Linked DNA regions of Homo sapiens: region 2 is linked to region 1. A link is an interaction called in ENCODE POLR2A ChIA-PET data of the cell type or tissue named here. Cell type or tissue: CD4-positive, alpha-beta T cell. All regions are shown on one strand.

Region 1 (8,000 bases):
GACATATATCATCTTGCCTTTCTTGGTCTAGACTGACTTCTAATGACTAACTCAAAGTCAAGGCAACTGAGTAATGTCAGCTCAGCAAAGTGCAGCAAACCCATCTCCCACAGGCCTCCAAACCCTGGCTGTTCACAGAACCACAAAGGGCAGATGCTGCACAGAAAACTAGAGAAGGGGTCATAGGTTCATGGTTTTGTTTGAGATTTGTTGCTACTGTTTTTCTGTTTTGAATTTTCTTCTTTGTTCTGTTTTTACTTTATTTAGGGGGACTAGGTGTTTCTGATATTTTAGTTTTCTTGTTTGTTTTGTTTTGTGTTGTCTGTGAATGGGGTTTTAACTGTGGATGAATGGACCTTATCTGTTGGCTTAAAGGACTGGTAAGATCAGACCATCTTATTCTTCAGGTGAATGTTTTACTTTCCAAAGTGCTCTCCTCTGCACCAGCAGTAATAAATACAATGCCATAATCCCTTAGGTTTGCCTAGTGCTTTTGCAATTTTCAAAGCACTTCCATAAGCATTCCTTCCACCTCCTTGATAGGCATTTATGGAAAGCCTGCTACATGTCAATCATACTGTTAGGCACAGGGGACCTAAAGACACATAAAAGGATGGCATTCTGCCTCATAAATTGCAAAACCTAATGAAAGTGACTGCTTGGTAAACAAATTATTATTATATTATAAAATGCTATAAAAGAGCCATATTGAAAGTGCCCTGTTGGAGACAGGGCAAATGCCACAAAAATGATGTAAATTTACATGGAGGAAAAGTAGAATCTGCCTGGTTTGTAGGCAGCAGAAGACATTTTTCATCAGTGGGCAGGTGTTCTTTACCTTTTGTAGAAATGGGAGTCAAGTCTCAAATAGGAGGCTCCACAAAATCTCATGCCAGGTCTCTGATACCTTATTCACAGAAGTTCTTTGAAGTATTTATTGTTATTTTCTTTGACTTATGGGAAAACTGGGACACAGGAAGACAGGTAAATTACCCAACCTCACACGTTAAGTCAGAACTGGGAGCCATAATTTTGTATCCCTGGTATAAATAGACAATCTCTTGAAGAAATGAAGAGATGACCATAGAAAAACATCGAGATATCTCCAGCTCTAAAATCCTTTGTTTCAATGTTGTTTGGCATATGTTATCTTTGGAATTTAGTGTCTGAGCCTCTGTCTGTTACTGTAGTATTTAAAATGCATGTATTATAATCATATAATCATAACTGCTGTTAATTCTTGATTATATACCTAGGGACAATGTGTAATGTAAGATTACTAATTGGTTCTGCCCAATCTCCTTTCAGATTTTATTAGGAAAAAAAAATAAACCTCCTGATCGGAGACAATGTATTAATCAGAAGTGTAAACTGCCAGTTCTATATAGCATGAAATGAAAAGACAGCTAATTTGGTCCAACAAACATGACTGGGTCTAGGGCACCCAGGCTGATTCAGCTGATTTCCTACCAGCCTTTGCCTCTTCCTTCAATGTGGTTTCCATGGGAATTTGCTTCAGAAAAGCCAAGTATGGGCTGTTCAGAGGTGCACACCTGCATTTTCTTAGCTCTTCTAGAGGGGCTAAGAGACTTGGTACGGGCCAGGAAGAATATGTGGCAGAGCTCCTGGAAATGATGCAGATTAGGTGGCATTTTTGTCAGCTCTGTGGTTTATTGTTGGGACTATTCTTTAAAATATCCATTGTTCACTACAGTGAAGATCTCTGATTTAACCGTGTACTATCCACATGCATTACAAACATTTCGCAGAGCTGCTTAGTATATAAGCGTACAATGTATGTAATAACCATCTCATATTTAATTAAATGGTATAGAAGAACACTTTGTGGCATGCCTGTTTTCTCTGGAAACTGTGGTTAGACGGATTCCCAGAATGGACCACACATCTCTTCAGCTCCTGAAAACTCACCTCCCCATGAGTCCATGGAAAAAATTGTCTTCCACAAAACCAGTCCCTGGTCCCAAAAAGTTTGAGAACCACTGCACTAGAAGACAGCCTACTAGTGGTTAAGTCTCAATGTGTCAATGTATTTAACAGAGAGAACAGAGAGTGTTGCTTCACTCAACAGGTGGTTCAGTGGAAGCCCTGCATGGACACCTATTTCACTTGATATACCTAGTCCCTGCAGTCTGCAGAGTAGTGGCTGGAAATTAGGCTTGGCAGAATTGGTGGGGGCCAATGATTAAGCATTTGGCATGCCAGCCTAAGAAGTTGTCATCTATTTTGCAGAAAATAGAGGGGCTTGGCAGGATTTTAATCAGGAATGTGATGTGAAATATATATTTTCTGTGCATGTGTGTATCAGGTTTTAGGAAGGAATCTTAATTCAGTAGGATATAAATATAAAATAATTCTGGCATTTCTTTAATTACTTATCTCCAAAGATGCTCCACTGAAAATCCCTTTCTGAAGTAGATTCCTTTAAGTGACCAAAGCTTAATTCATCTAGTTTTAAGATGCAGTCTTATATTCTAACTAAAGCCACACACACCCTATCATAAGCTTGTGGTGAGGGGAACTTGGAAAGAAAGGAAGATAATAGCTTCTGTTCTCTTGACTCCTCCCCCTTCTTGGCCTCTTCCTCCTCTCTTCTTCCTCCTCTTTCCCTTTCCCCTCCCCCTTCCTACTTTTTCTTGTTCTTGTTCTTCCTCTTCTTCCTTCTTTCTTTTTCTAACAGCTTAAAACACCACACATTTCCTATCTCACAACCTCTGCGGGTCAGAAGTCTGGGCATGGCTTAGCTGAGTCCTCAGCAAGGCTGCAATCAAAATGTTGGCCCAGGCTTGCTTCTCTTCCAGAGGCTCCATTGGCAATGGGTCCGTTTCCAAACTTACTTAGGTTATAGTAGAATTTATTTTCTTGTGCTTGTAAAACTGAGTGCTCCAGCTTCCTGATAGCTCTCACTCTCGGCTCCTAAAGTTCACCCACAGCCTCCTGTCATATGACCCTCTTCATAAGCTTTTGTGTTTTTGTTTGTTTGTTTGTTTGTTTGTTTTGACAGAGTCTTGCTCTGTTGCCCAGGCTGCTGGAATGCAGTGGCACCATCTCAGCTCACTGCAACCTCTGCCTTCCAGGTTCAGGAGATGCCCTGCCTCAGTCTCCCAAGTACCTGGAATTACAGGTGCACACCACCATGCCCAGCTAATTTTTGTATTTTTTGTAATGGAGATGGGGTTTCGCCATGTTGGCCAGGCTGGTCTCAAACTCCTGACCTCAGGTGATCCACCCGCCTTGGCCTCCCAAAGTGCGGGGATTACAGGCGTGAGCCACCGTGCCTGGCCCATAAGCTCTCTTTCAACAAAAGCTTGCTTCTTCAAAGCCAGCAAGGGAGAGTGAGTCTACCAGCAAAATGGTGTCTTATATATGTGATATGACCACAGGCGTGACATTCCATCATCTTGCCATATTCTTTTGGTTAGAAGCAAGTCAGAAGTCCCATCCATACTCAAGAGGAGGGGATTATATAAAGACAAGATTTTCAGGAGTTGGCGATCGCAGGGGCCACATTAAAGCCTGTTTGACACACAAGCTAACTCAGTCATGCCGTTTTTAGTTCAGTCTCTTATTAAATCTTTAGTCAAATTCAGATTTCTTCTCCTCCCATTCTCCTGAGAGTTTTAGATACACGGTGCTATGAATTGAGTTGTGTCCCCCCAAAATTCATATGTTGAATTCTTAACATGCAATAGCTCAGAATGTGACTTTATTTGGAGATAGTTTCTTTAAATAGGTAATCAATTTAAAATGTCATTAGGGTGCAGCATAATCCAGTATGACTGGTGTTCTTATAAAAAAAAAAAGGAAAATTTAGAGACAGACATGCACATAGGGAAAACATCATGTGAAAAATGAAGGCAGAGATCAGGGGTGATATTTTTAAAAGATAATAAGTATCAAAGATTGATAGAAAATCATCAGTAGCTAAGAAAGAGGCATGGGACAGATTCTCCCCCACAGCTCTCAAAAGGAATCAACCCTGCTGGCACCTTGATCTCAAACTTCTAGGCTCCAGAACGGTGAGACAATAAATCTCTTGTTTAAGCCACTCAGTCTGTGGTGCTTTGCTATGACAGCCCTAGAAAATGAATGCACATGGTACTGGGAGAAGGAATCTGGGGCCATGTGACTTCTTTGGACTCCCCTGAGCTCTAGCCTTCCTGTCTTGTCTGTGGATGGTATCCCGTGTTGTGTCTACTGCTAATGTGTCAGGGCCCATCATGTTCCTTTGAATGTGGATGATCCACATCCTGTCTATTAACTGGGTCTCTATGTGTTGTCCAGGAAGCTTCTTTCAGCCTCTAGACTTCTCTGCCTCTTCAAGCATGGGAAGTAGTTGGATCAAATTTCCTCTTTAGAATGATCCCCCTGGTGAAGGAAGAGAATAGGTCATATGACAGCTAGACTAGAGCCAGGACAGATGGACTTTTGTGACCTCTATGCCCGCTTAGGGGATGCCACATCAGGTCCAAGGTGAGCCTGAGGCTAAGGCCAAGTTGGTCTTTGTGCCACCTTTATCTCCTTGTCAGAAAAGCTCTTCCTTCTTTTCTGCCACCCTTCCATCTACCAGTACTTACTAGTTACTAAATATCTGAATATCTGTTTCATTCCAACAAGAACATAGATAGTAGAACTTGTGGGGCTCCAGGGAAATCCCTAGGCCCTGGAAAGAGAAGCTTGCAGTTAATAGCTTTCTGGGTGTCTTCTTACTGATTGGCTGAGAGTTAGATAAGCTAGAGCTTGAGTGAAGGGCTTTTATCCTTTTCCTCCACCTCCACAACATCTTATAATATGGAATCAGCCAGCCTGCCTGTCCCAAGGCCTTTGCTCTTGCCGCTCTCTCCATCTGAAACGTGGTTTCTCTGGATCTTTGTGTGGCTGGCTCCTTCTTATTATCCAGGTCCTAGCTTCTACGTAACCTCCACAGAAGTGGTCATTCTAATGAAAACAAGACCCTCCTCCTGATAGTCTCTATCATGCCTCCCTGTTTATTTCCTCCAAAACTCCTTCCTCAATATTAACTACCAATTATTAATCACTAATTCATTACTAATTATTAATAATTTATTTTTGATGATTGTTCTTATTGCCTCTCTCTGATTCTAAAATTCAAGTTCCATGCAAGTTCCACTTCCTATATTATTCTTGGAATAAAACAAATATTTAGTAAGTACTGGTAGATGGAAGGGAGGAAGAAAAGGAAGAGCTATTCTGACAGAGAAAGATGGCACAAAGAACCACTTGGTCTTAGTCTCAGACTCACCTTTGACCTGGTTGTGGTGTCCCCTAAGTGTGTACAGCAGTCACAAAAGTCCATCTGACCCTGCCCTAGTCTGGCTGTCATATGACCTATCCCCCACCCCCACTGCGAGTATCTTTCTAAAGAGGAAATCTGATCAAGCTACCTCCCTAACTAAAATCCCTTAGTGGCTTTCCAGCATGGCACGTGACATAGCTTGGATTCTTGTCCCCATCCAAATCTCATGATAAAATATAATCCCCAGTATTGGAGGTGGACCCTGGTGAGAGCACCATCCCCTTGGTGCTGTCCTCTCAAGAGTGAGTGAGATCTCACAAGACCTGGTTGTTTTAAAAGTGTGTGGCACCTCCTCCCACCCTTGCTCCTGCTTTCACCATGTGATGTGCCTGCTCCCCCTTTGCATTCCACCATGATTGTAAGTTTCCTGAGGCCTCCTCAGAAGCCAAGCAGATCTTAGCACCATGCTTCCTGTAAGCCCTGCAGAACCATGATCCAACTAAGCCTCTTTTCTTTATAAATTATCCAGTCCCAGGCATTTATTTATAGTAATGCAAGAACGAACTAACACAGCATGGAAGGCTCTTGATGATCTAGTGTATTACTTTCTTGTGGCTCCTGTAATAAATTATCACAAACTTAGTGGCTTAAAACAATACAAATTTATTTATTCTCCTGCAGATCAGGCATCAGAAGTCCAAAATCAGTCTTCTGGGGCAAAAATCCAGGTGTCAACAGGGCTGTGATACTTCTGAAGACTGCAGGGAGAATCCGTTTTCCAGCTTTTTTCATCCACCAGAGGCCACCTGTATTCCCTATCCCACAACCCTAGCCCCTTCCTCTATCTTTGAAGTGGACTATTTCATCCCCTGTTTCTATCATGACAGTGCCTTCTCTCATATTGACCCTCTTGCCTTATAAGATTCCTTGTGATTACACTGGGTCCACCTGCATAATCAAGGCTAATCTCTCCATCTGGAGATCTTAATATAATCACATCTACAAAGTCCCTTTGGCCATTGAAGTAACATATTTATATGTTTTCATTATTAGGATGTGGGACACTTTGTCAGGGACAGGGATTTTTCAGCCTACCTTTTTTCTTCACCTTTTGCCACCACTCTCAGCCTGTGGTCTCAATTGCCAGCCTTTACACTTGCTACCCCCATTGTCTGGGTAGTTCATACCAGTCCCTCAAGACTAGCCTCAGGCATTGCCTCTTCTGGGAATACATCCTCTTACAGGCCAGGATATGACTCATGGGTGCATTCCTAATAGCACTTCACTTATTTCTACTGTCACCACACTGATCTGTAATTACTTGATTTGTCTGACTCTTCTGGGGGCTTGTAAGCATTCTGGCACAGAGAACTATGACTTACTGGGGCTTACATCTCTTGCTAAACACAGTACCTAAAATTTAGTAGGCATTCCCTCATAAACATGAATGAATGAATCAAAGAATGAATAAACATTTAGGAAATGATGTTGTGTTGGTCAACTTCTTTCCTCATCACTGTTAAAGATAAAAGAATGCCAAGCCAGGTTGTTCAGACAGAAGCAAGCACCACATCCCTGAGAGAGCAGCACATCTGGGCAGCCATGTGTGAGAAGTCGGTTGCATTCCCCATACACAGTTGTCTTTGCAGCTGTACTCTTAACCACTGTAACCACAGAAGTGGGGAAACAATAGGGTGGGGTGAAGTGAAAAGAAAATTTTCCAAAACTTCATTTATCTAATAAATACAGATATTTAATTGTGTTTTTTCAGTTATTTAATTTTAGATTCATATGAAATTCTACCCTAATTTCTGAATTTTAATGGCTTGTGGCATTTGTGTGGGCATTTGTGTGTAGCTTGCAATGACACAGCTGTTCAGACAAAGAAAGTGTGATGCACAAAACCTATGAGGTCCAAGGAACACATTCATGCTCCTCAAGACTCAGGTAAAAGTAGTGAAGCAAACAATATGCAAAGCCCCTGAGGATTGAAAAATAAGGCTTACATACTGAATTGTGCTGAAACACTTGAGTTCATCTGGAGGGCCTCTCAATGGTAAATTGTTAGAACCAATTTGCCTTTACCCTAAGTAAAGATTTTTCATCAAGAAGAGGTGGAAAACTTACAGAGACTGAAAAGGACCCTCTTTTTATGATAAATTAGTTCCTGCAAAGTATGAACTGCACTAGTCATGACACAAAAACTATGCAGAATAATCAGAAAACATTTTATTATTAAGCTTATCCACTGATAGACTGAAATATTACTTTTAGAGCCTAAGAAAGCATTAATTTAATTAGAGCTTCAGTAAATGCTATAGTGTCAGACTGATAAACCTGTTTGCTACATAATTATAAACTTTCATGAATTTCACAGTGTGAAGTTCAAGTGTGAAGTTGCCAGTGTAGAACTGAATGATGCTTAAAGCTTTATTTTCTCAAATAAAAAATTTTAATAAAATAAGAGCAGATAAGCTAGGGTCATGCTCAGTGGTGAAATTTTAAAAGTACTCCATTATATTGAAGGATAAGACAAAAGAAATTCTATTGTCACTTCATTTAACATGGTTTTAGAAATTCTAAGAAATTCAATTAAACAAGAAAACACAGTAAAAAGCATAAATATTGAATAGGAGAAAATTAAATCGTCATTATTGGCAGATAAAATTATTGTATATATGGAAAACACAAGAGAATCAAGTAGAAAACACACTACAAGACACAG
Region 2 (8,000 bases), 60 kb before region 1:
TTGGTCTGGGTTTGGGAGAGATATTGGTCTATAGTTTTATTTTCTTATAATATACTTGGTGTTCATAGAAGGTTAATTCTGGCATCATAAACAAGTTAGTATGCATTCATTCTATTTTATAGAAGAGTTTATGTAAAATTAGTTTTTCTTCCTTAAGTATTTCCAATAAAGCCTCCTGAACCAGAGTTTTCTTTGTTGGAAGAATTTTAATTACTAATTCAATTTATTTAATAGCTATAGGATTATTATCTATTTCTTCTTGGGTGAGATATGGTGTCTTTCAAGGAATTTGTCCTTTACATCTAAGTTCCTAAATTTATTGGCAAAAAATTTATAATATTCCCTTACTATTTTAACATTGGTAGGTTCTGTAATGATGACCTCTTTTTATTCCTGATAGACGTTTTTCATCTTTTTTCTTGGTCACTTTGGCTAGAGATTAATCAATTTTATTCATCTTTTCAAATAACCAGCTTTTTAATTTTACTAATTTTTATCTATTATTTTTCTGCTTTGCAGCCAATTTTTTAACCTGTAAAATATCTTGCTTTCTCCTTACTAATCCACTGAAACTTACCTCAGAAATGTCCTAAATGGCCTTTCAATAAACAAACACGGTAGCAATTTATCTCCATATTTGTACCCTATTCATCACTGCCTCGTTTTTAAAATTTTATTTTCCCTTGGATTACAAGAGAGACTACAAACTCTGCTGTCCTTTTACCTCTGTAATTACTTCTCCTTACGTAGTTCATTTTCTCTTCCTATGTCTCATCCCATTCTCTCTTGAGTATTACAACCATCTACTTATCTTCCATTCTCATCGGTATGTAAAGGACTTAAATATTTTTCTTCATCTCTGACTTCTGTGACCTGCAGAAGCTCATACACATCTACCTACTAGACTGAAAATCCTGCAGGGCTTCTTAGATATAATCTCCAAATTTGAGTCATTGTCATTACTTATCTCTTTCCAGATACAGGGCATTTGGACATCAATGGGGCATTTTACAGTTATTCATATCTCCATATATCCTTGGGAACAAGGTAAACAAATATGGCTAGATGCAAAGACAAGTGAATTTGTAACTGGTGAAATAACTTTAGCAAACACAGAAGATTCATACATGAGTTATTCATTAACTGTCTTTCTCAATGGACTGATGGCTATAGGGGATACTGACCACGTCTGTCTTATTCACCTCTGTGATACAGTCCAACAACAAAGATACTCAAAGAGAGGTATAGAATTCATGTTAATTAGAATTGTAGTTGACACAAAGTTAAAAGAGATTGGAATTAAATTATGTTTACTAAGAGAAAGAAGACCCAACAATTTCTTGAAGGATGAGTCCCACCTAACAAGATGGAGATATTAATATTAGGTAACAATAGATAATGATAGCTAGTATTATTGAGGGTTTACTATGAGCTGGGAACTGTGCTAAATGCTCCTTATCTCATTTAGTTCTGATAATTCTTTGAAGTAGGTACCCTTAAGATTGCCATTTATATATGAAGAAATGAGGTTTAGAGAAGTTACGTAACTTACCCAAAGTCACACAGCTGGTAAAAAACAGACACAGACTAAGAAACCAATACTAACCCCAAAAGCCATCCTCTTACCCAGTTGTCTATGCTCAGGTACAAATAACCCACCACACAAACACAGGATGAAACATGGCTTAGCAGTGTTTAAAAATAAAAACAAAGGGCTTTGTTCAAAGTCAAGTGAATCTAATTGACTGTGTTATGTGGCCCCAAGAGAACCCATTATCTTCAGAGAATTAGAGGTAATACAATAGCTCCAATAATGGAGGTGCTGACTTTCCTCTGTTTGTGGTGGTCAGACCTCAACTGCAGTTCTGGATAAAGTTCATGGCCTCATACTTTAATATATGTGCACTCTATGCAGATAAACTGGGATATATGTCAGTTCTATACACATGCATTGTGACTGAAGTGAGGAAACTTCATCTTTGAGAAGAGAAACTTCAGATTTGGGGGACAAGGAAGATAAACTTACTTCAGATTTAGGGACGCTATCACCAACCATTTGAAAAACTGTTTAGATGAAGCATCTTTTCCGGGCCTCCAGGGATGAACTAACACTAGTGGTGAATGATAAAGCATGAGAGATTTCAGCTGACCATTGAAAGCTATGAGCTCCCTCTCTCCAAAAGTGCAGAAGTATTCTGACAGAGGCAGGGTTCACTGTGGCAGGGAAGTTGACAGCCATGGCAGGAGCCCAGTCCTTTACCTCTTTGTCCTGCTCCTCCAGAAATTTCATCTCTACTGAATCAGTTGCTCAGCTCTGCTACCCAAACTTCTATCTCCCCAGTGGACCCTTTCAGCTTATCCTTTATCATGTGTGGTTCTCTCACTTCTCTAGAACACTTTGACTAGGCTTATCACACTGTGAGTATCCCAAATTTCCTTGCACTGGAACTCCAGGCCTCGGAGCCCAAAACCATACCCAGCCACTTAGTTGCTGTCCTATCCAGGCCAGTCTATGGTTCCCTAACAGACGATTAAAGTGGGAGAAGAGGGGATACCGACATCAGATGTGGCATTTGACTGGATGACCTTCTAGCCCCCTCCATTTCTGAGGCTCTACAGGAAAAGCTCCTCCTCCTAACTTCCCATTCTATATTAATGGCAACATCTGTGGTTCTTCTGGTCTCCCATACTCAAAACTTCAGAGCTGTCCTTGCTTCCTCATTCTCTCTCTCCCGTCATACCCAAGTTTTACTGGTTACTCTTTGTAAATATTTCTCACAATTTTCCTCTCCTTTGGGTTCCCACGGTCACTACTGTATTTCAAAAGCTCTCAAAATATTTTTTCTAGACTTGAAATACTCCTCAGTTGACCCCCTCTGCTTTCTGTATCTTCTCCCCAATCCTCTAAATTTCTTTCCCAATACAGTCTCTACACTACTCTCAATGCAATATTCCTGAAACTCTGATTAAGCATGTCACATTTTTGCTTAAAAAACCTTCCTTCTGAGGCCAAGTATGGTGGCTCACACCTGTAATCCCAGTACTTTGGGAAGCCAAGGTGGGAGGATTGCCTGAGGTCAGGTGTTCGGGACCATCCTGCTCAACATAGTGAGATGCCATCTCTACAAAAAAATTAAAAACTAGCTGGATGTGGTGGCACGCACCTGTAATCTCAGCTACTAAGGAGGCTAAGGTGGGAGGATCACTTGAGCCCAGAAAATCAAGGCTGCAGTGAGATATGGTCATACCACTGCACTCTAGCTTTGGCGACAGAGCAAGACTCTGTCTCTACAAAAATATATATATATATATATTTTAGTTAGCTAGATGTGGTGGTGCAAGCCTTTAGTCCTAGCTACCCAGGAGGCTAAGGCAGGAGGATTGCTTGAGTGTGGGAGGTTGAGACTATGGTGAGTCAAACTGCACCACTCCACTCCAACCTGAGCAACAGAGTGAAACCTTGTCTCAGGAAAAACACACAAAAACCCTTCCTTCTGACCCCTCCCTACTAAATGAATTTTGGATTTCGTAGAATGTTATTCAGAACCTGACTCTAATCTATCTTTCAGTGCTTACTCATCTTTTTCTTACACTGAGCACCTAACCCAGCTTCACTCAGTATAGCTTCTGGCACTTGTATACTTAATAAATTTGGAACGAATTAATTAATGAAGAGGGAAGTCACCCACTAAAGGAAATTTTAGGAAGTGGAGACGAACTCTTTAGAGCAGAGATGTTTCTATAATCTTATATGTACCTTATGCTAGATCTATAGAGATAATTGAATTAATGTTTACAGGATTGTGTGTGTGTGCATGTGTGTGTGTGTGTGTGTGTGTGAATGAGTGTGTGGAGGTAGAAAGAGTGTCACTTTTCTTCTCCCCAGCTGGCCCCCTGTAGCTCAGGATAGATGAGACTAGGCACCATGAGGGTACATCTACTAGAGGCTGAAAAGCTCTAGTCTACTACATGAAAGCTAATGAGAACCACAAAGTCTATTATAATCAACTGCTTTTAGGACCTGGAGCCTGATCTAATCCTAAACAGGTCAGCCCTGCAGCTTGACATCCAGGCTGTCTCTACCCATTTCTTACTTAAACAAATGGTGTCCTAACTCTGCCTCAACACCATTTGCAAATTATTTTATCTCCTTTCATACATTACTGAATTTGACTTAATAACAAATTCATGTTGCCTGTTGGCATAGCTCCTACTGTCTCCAGTAGCTTTTCTGCCATGTTCTCTGGCAAAGACATAAGACTTAGCAGGGCATCCTCTATTAGTTACTAGATACATCGCTGAACATTCTTTTGAGCCAGGGACAAGAATATGCACAAGCACATTCACTCGCAGATCTTAGCATAAGGACTGGGTGAAATCTTGTTTTCAAGCTTGTTTCAAAACAAATCTGGAAAGAGATGCCACCAGAGTCTTGTGGCTGCAGTTCAAAGCCCCAAAGGGCCGCACTGGGCTCAAAGCAGCGCCTTGAGCACTCGAGCTCCAAACACATGCTGTTGTGTCTTTGCTCACTTCATACTAACCACACGGAGAAAATAGCGACAGCCTCACCTTGCTGTGCCCCCACAAACCTGGCTGAAACCACAACATCCTTCTCATATATGGCAGACTCCACCATGCGCTCCAGAGAGTGAGGCTCACTCTTCTCCCAACAGATTTCACGGTGAGCCCATTTCATGGTAATGTCCTTTTAAATTAAGGAGAGCTTTGCACCATGCTCCCTCCAAAAGCATCCAAGGGAATAGCATCCTCAATCGGAAAACATCATTTAGCTTTCTGATGCTTCAGGAGCCCTTTACAAATTATTTCGGAATTTAGCTACCCTTTATAAAGTTTGCCCATTGTGCCAGGTGCATGCTTGGCAAGTTCCTTTAAAATACTAAGATGCATATATTGCTGTTTTTTCTTTCAGAGGGCAATTTCCTCCAAGCTGATAAACATGTTTCTAAAGACTGCATTTTCCTAAGGAAGCTGGGAGAAGTAGCGAGCAATAATAAACACTTATTGGATATGTTGCATGTGCCAGCTACTATTCTAAGCACTTTGTAAGAATTAGATCATTTAATCCTCATGTATAGGGAACCTTAAAAGGTGAGTATATCACTAGCCTCGTTATGTAGAAAAGGGAGCTAAGGCATGAAGGGGTTAAGGAGCTCGCCTGATTCACAGCCAGCAAAAGGCTAGGATTCTCACCTAGGAAGGAATCTGTCTCCAGAGTCTTTGCCCTTAACCATCTGACTAGACTGCTTCTCTGTCACCTATGGGCCATGTACAGGCATCATGAGGTATGACCAGGCATGTAAAGTCCCCAAGAGCTTCTCTGAGCTAAGGACTGAGCCTCCTAACCCTCTGCATTTTGAGCATCTGCTCCCTACTACAGAACTTTGCATGGCCGGGCACAGTGGCTTACACCTGTAATCCCAGCAATTTGGGAGGCTGAGGCAGGTGGATTATTTGAGCTCAGGAGCTCAAGACCAGCCTGACCAACATGGTCAAACCCTGTCTCTATTAAAAATTCAAAAATACCCGGGCAGTAGTGGCGCATGCTTGTAATCCCAGCTACTCGGTAGGCTGAGGCAGGAGAACCACTTGAACCCAGAAGGCAGAGTTTGTGGTAAGCCAAGATCGAGCCACTGCACTCCAGTCTGGGTGACAGAGTGAGACACTGCCTCAAAAAAACTTTGCCACTGGGGCCTTAGCTTATGAAACCTGATTTTCTTGAGCTATGTACCTCTTTTGCAGCTACTTGGCTTTTGTCACCTGTGTTCCTAATGTCCCTATCCTCACTCCCTGATTCTGGTCTCATATTTCTGGTCACAGTATTCTTTTGTTTGACCATCTGACCTTGCCCTGGGTCATCCACTCACTGACTAGCCTCCCAGCTCAGCAAGAAGGGTCTAAACTCTTTGTCATTGTAGACACTTTAGACTGATGACAGCAGAACAGATGAGCCCCCAGAATACGCTCCTCCAAATCAGCCTCTCTGCTGCAGAGGGGTCATGATAAATTCAGGTTCCTCTGTAAGCCTAGTACCTGCTTGTAATGGCCCAACGGAGGAGCATGTGCTAGAACTGAATTTCTTCAACTGCATGATTATGAGACACGGGGACGTGGGCTGCAAACACAGATGATGAAGACTTAGCAGGCAATTAGAAAATATGTAGCAGGCTAGACTTTTCCACAAATGGCTTCTCAATCTATTTTTAAACCTTCCCACTTTAAAAAGTGAGCACGAGATAGATTTTGCTTTTCTTTTAATTCTTCTAGAAGAAAACAGAGCACAAGCACTATGATAAACAGCAATGGCTGGGTGCGGTGGTTCACACCTGTAATCCCAGCACTTTGGGAGGCCAAGGCAGGCGGATCACCTGAGGTCAGAAGTTTGAGACCAACCTGATCAACATGGAGAAACCCCGTTTCTACTAAAACTACAAAATTAGGCAGGCATGGTGGTGCATGCCTGTAATCCCAGCTATTCGAGTGGTTGCAGCAGGAGAATTGTTTGAACCTGGGAGGCAGAGGTTGCAGTGAGCCGAGATTGAGCCATTGCACTCCAGCCTGGGCAATGAGAGTGAAACTCCGTCTCGAAAAAAAACAAAAAACCAAACAAACAAACAAACAAAAAAATCAGAAATTGACCTTCATTTTCAGTGCTGGAGAGGCCACAGGGCATGGCAAGGGCTGTCACACATTAACTGGCTGCTACCAAATGTTACCGGGTAGTGCTGTGGGAAGCCAGAAACTCAGACATTTATGTAAAATCTCTTAAATTTTAAGTATTGACAACCAATTCAAATATTTCACAACACTATGTGGTCCAGCTTTGTGTAAATCAAATAAATACGTTCGTGGAGCTTGTATATATGGCCTGTGGCCTACCAATTTTTCAAGGTCAGATTCAAGCAAGTCAGAGAAGGTCTGGGCTTGGCAGTGAGGGCACAGGCTTCAAGTCAAGGCTTCACAGTTTAAAACTATCTGCCCAGGGCCACCACTAGCTCATTCAGGGCCCTTGGGTCTCCTCACAAGGCACTCTCTTGGAGGATAAATGATAAAAAGACATCCCTTCCTTCAGACTGATGTAGCACATGGCAGGGAACAACAGACTGGCTAACAAAGGTTAGCTTCCATTCTCCTCTCAGCTGGTTACATTATTGCAGAGCATAAGCCACCCGACCACATGCAGCTGCCTTAGGTGGCCCCAGCCAGCAAACCTGGACACTCAAACCATATGGGTGAAAAAATTTAAAAATCTGAGGAAGGAAGACAATCAGCAGCCAAGTTCTCCAGTTGTTGCTCTTCAATTCCGAGGCTGCCAGTCATTTGATCCCTGGGAGTCTAGGGGTGCACAGTTGGCAAAATCAGAGCTACAAGCCTCTTGACAGCCTGTTTTCCCATCACCTGCATCTCTGGCCCACGCTAGACACAGAAGGTTAGAAGTGAGATACTGCACAGATACGTGGGATGAAGTTGAGCCTTGAAGAAACCTATAAGTGGTAGAGTAGGACAGGCCCCAAGAATAAGCCTGCAAACACATTGCACAACCTGTTGATTCATTTGCCCACAATTCCTTTGCATTAAGAGGATGTTTAAGCCGGGTCCGGTGGCTCATGCCTGTAATCCCAGCACTTTGGGAGGCCAAAGCAGGCGGATCACAAGGTCAAGAGATCAAGACCATCCTGTCCAACATGGAGAAACCCCGTCTCTACAAAAAATACAAAAATTAGCTGGGCATGGTGGTGCATGCCTGTAGTCTCTGCTACTTGGGAGGCTGAGGCAGGAGAATAGCTTGAACCCGGGAGGCAGAGGTTGCAGTGAGCCGAGATCATGCCACTGCACTCCAGCCTGGCAACAGAGAGAGACTCCATCTCAAAAAAAAAAAAAAAAGAAAGAAAGTGTTTAGCAATGCACCTTTGTGAAACTTTCAATTTAATCTGCAAGACTAAACTGAAATGGAAAAGCCAGCACAGTTTCCTGTAACCACC

What was found. ChIA-PET counts read pairs that join two places held together with the same protein. Peaks named below come from ENCODE experiments on the same cell type or tissue, not always from the same donor. Only the 100,000 strongest peaks of a DNase experiment are listed, where the experiment ranks them.
Region 2: POLR2A ChIA-PET joins it to region 1 with 63 read pairs; 7 of 35 experiments call an interaction of 5 or more read pairs at or near these places.

What each region holds. Positions count from the first base shown.
Region 1 is chr5:35,877,763-35,885,762 of GRCh38, forward strand. It overlaps IL7R (interleukin 7 receptor), which reads left to right. Exons shown (of 8, transcript NM_002185.5): 8 at 1-1,841. Among named protein-coding and RNA genes, the nearest start is that of IL7R, 25 kb to the left of the region's middle. In CD4-positive, alpha-beta T cell, no CTCF peak of the experiment used is centred here; DNase peaks (open chromatin) are centred at 2,079, 4,109, 6,529, 6,889 and 2 weaker places.
Region 2 is chr5:35,818,236-35,826,235 of GRCh38, forward strand. No RefSeq gene overlaps it. Among named protein-coding and RNA genes, the nearest start is that of IL7R, 35 kb to the right of the region's middle. In CD4-positive, alpha-beta T cell, no CTCF peak of the experiment used is centred here; DNase peaks (open chromatin) are centred at 1,602, 4,526 and 5,306; H3K4me3 peaks cover 490 bases; H3K27ac peaks cover 6,811 bases.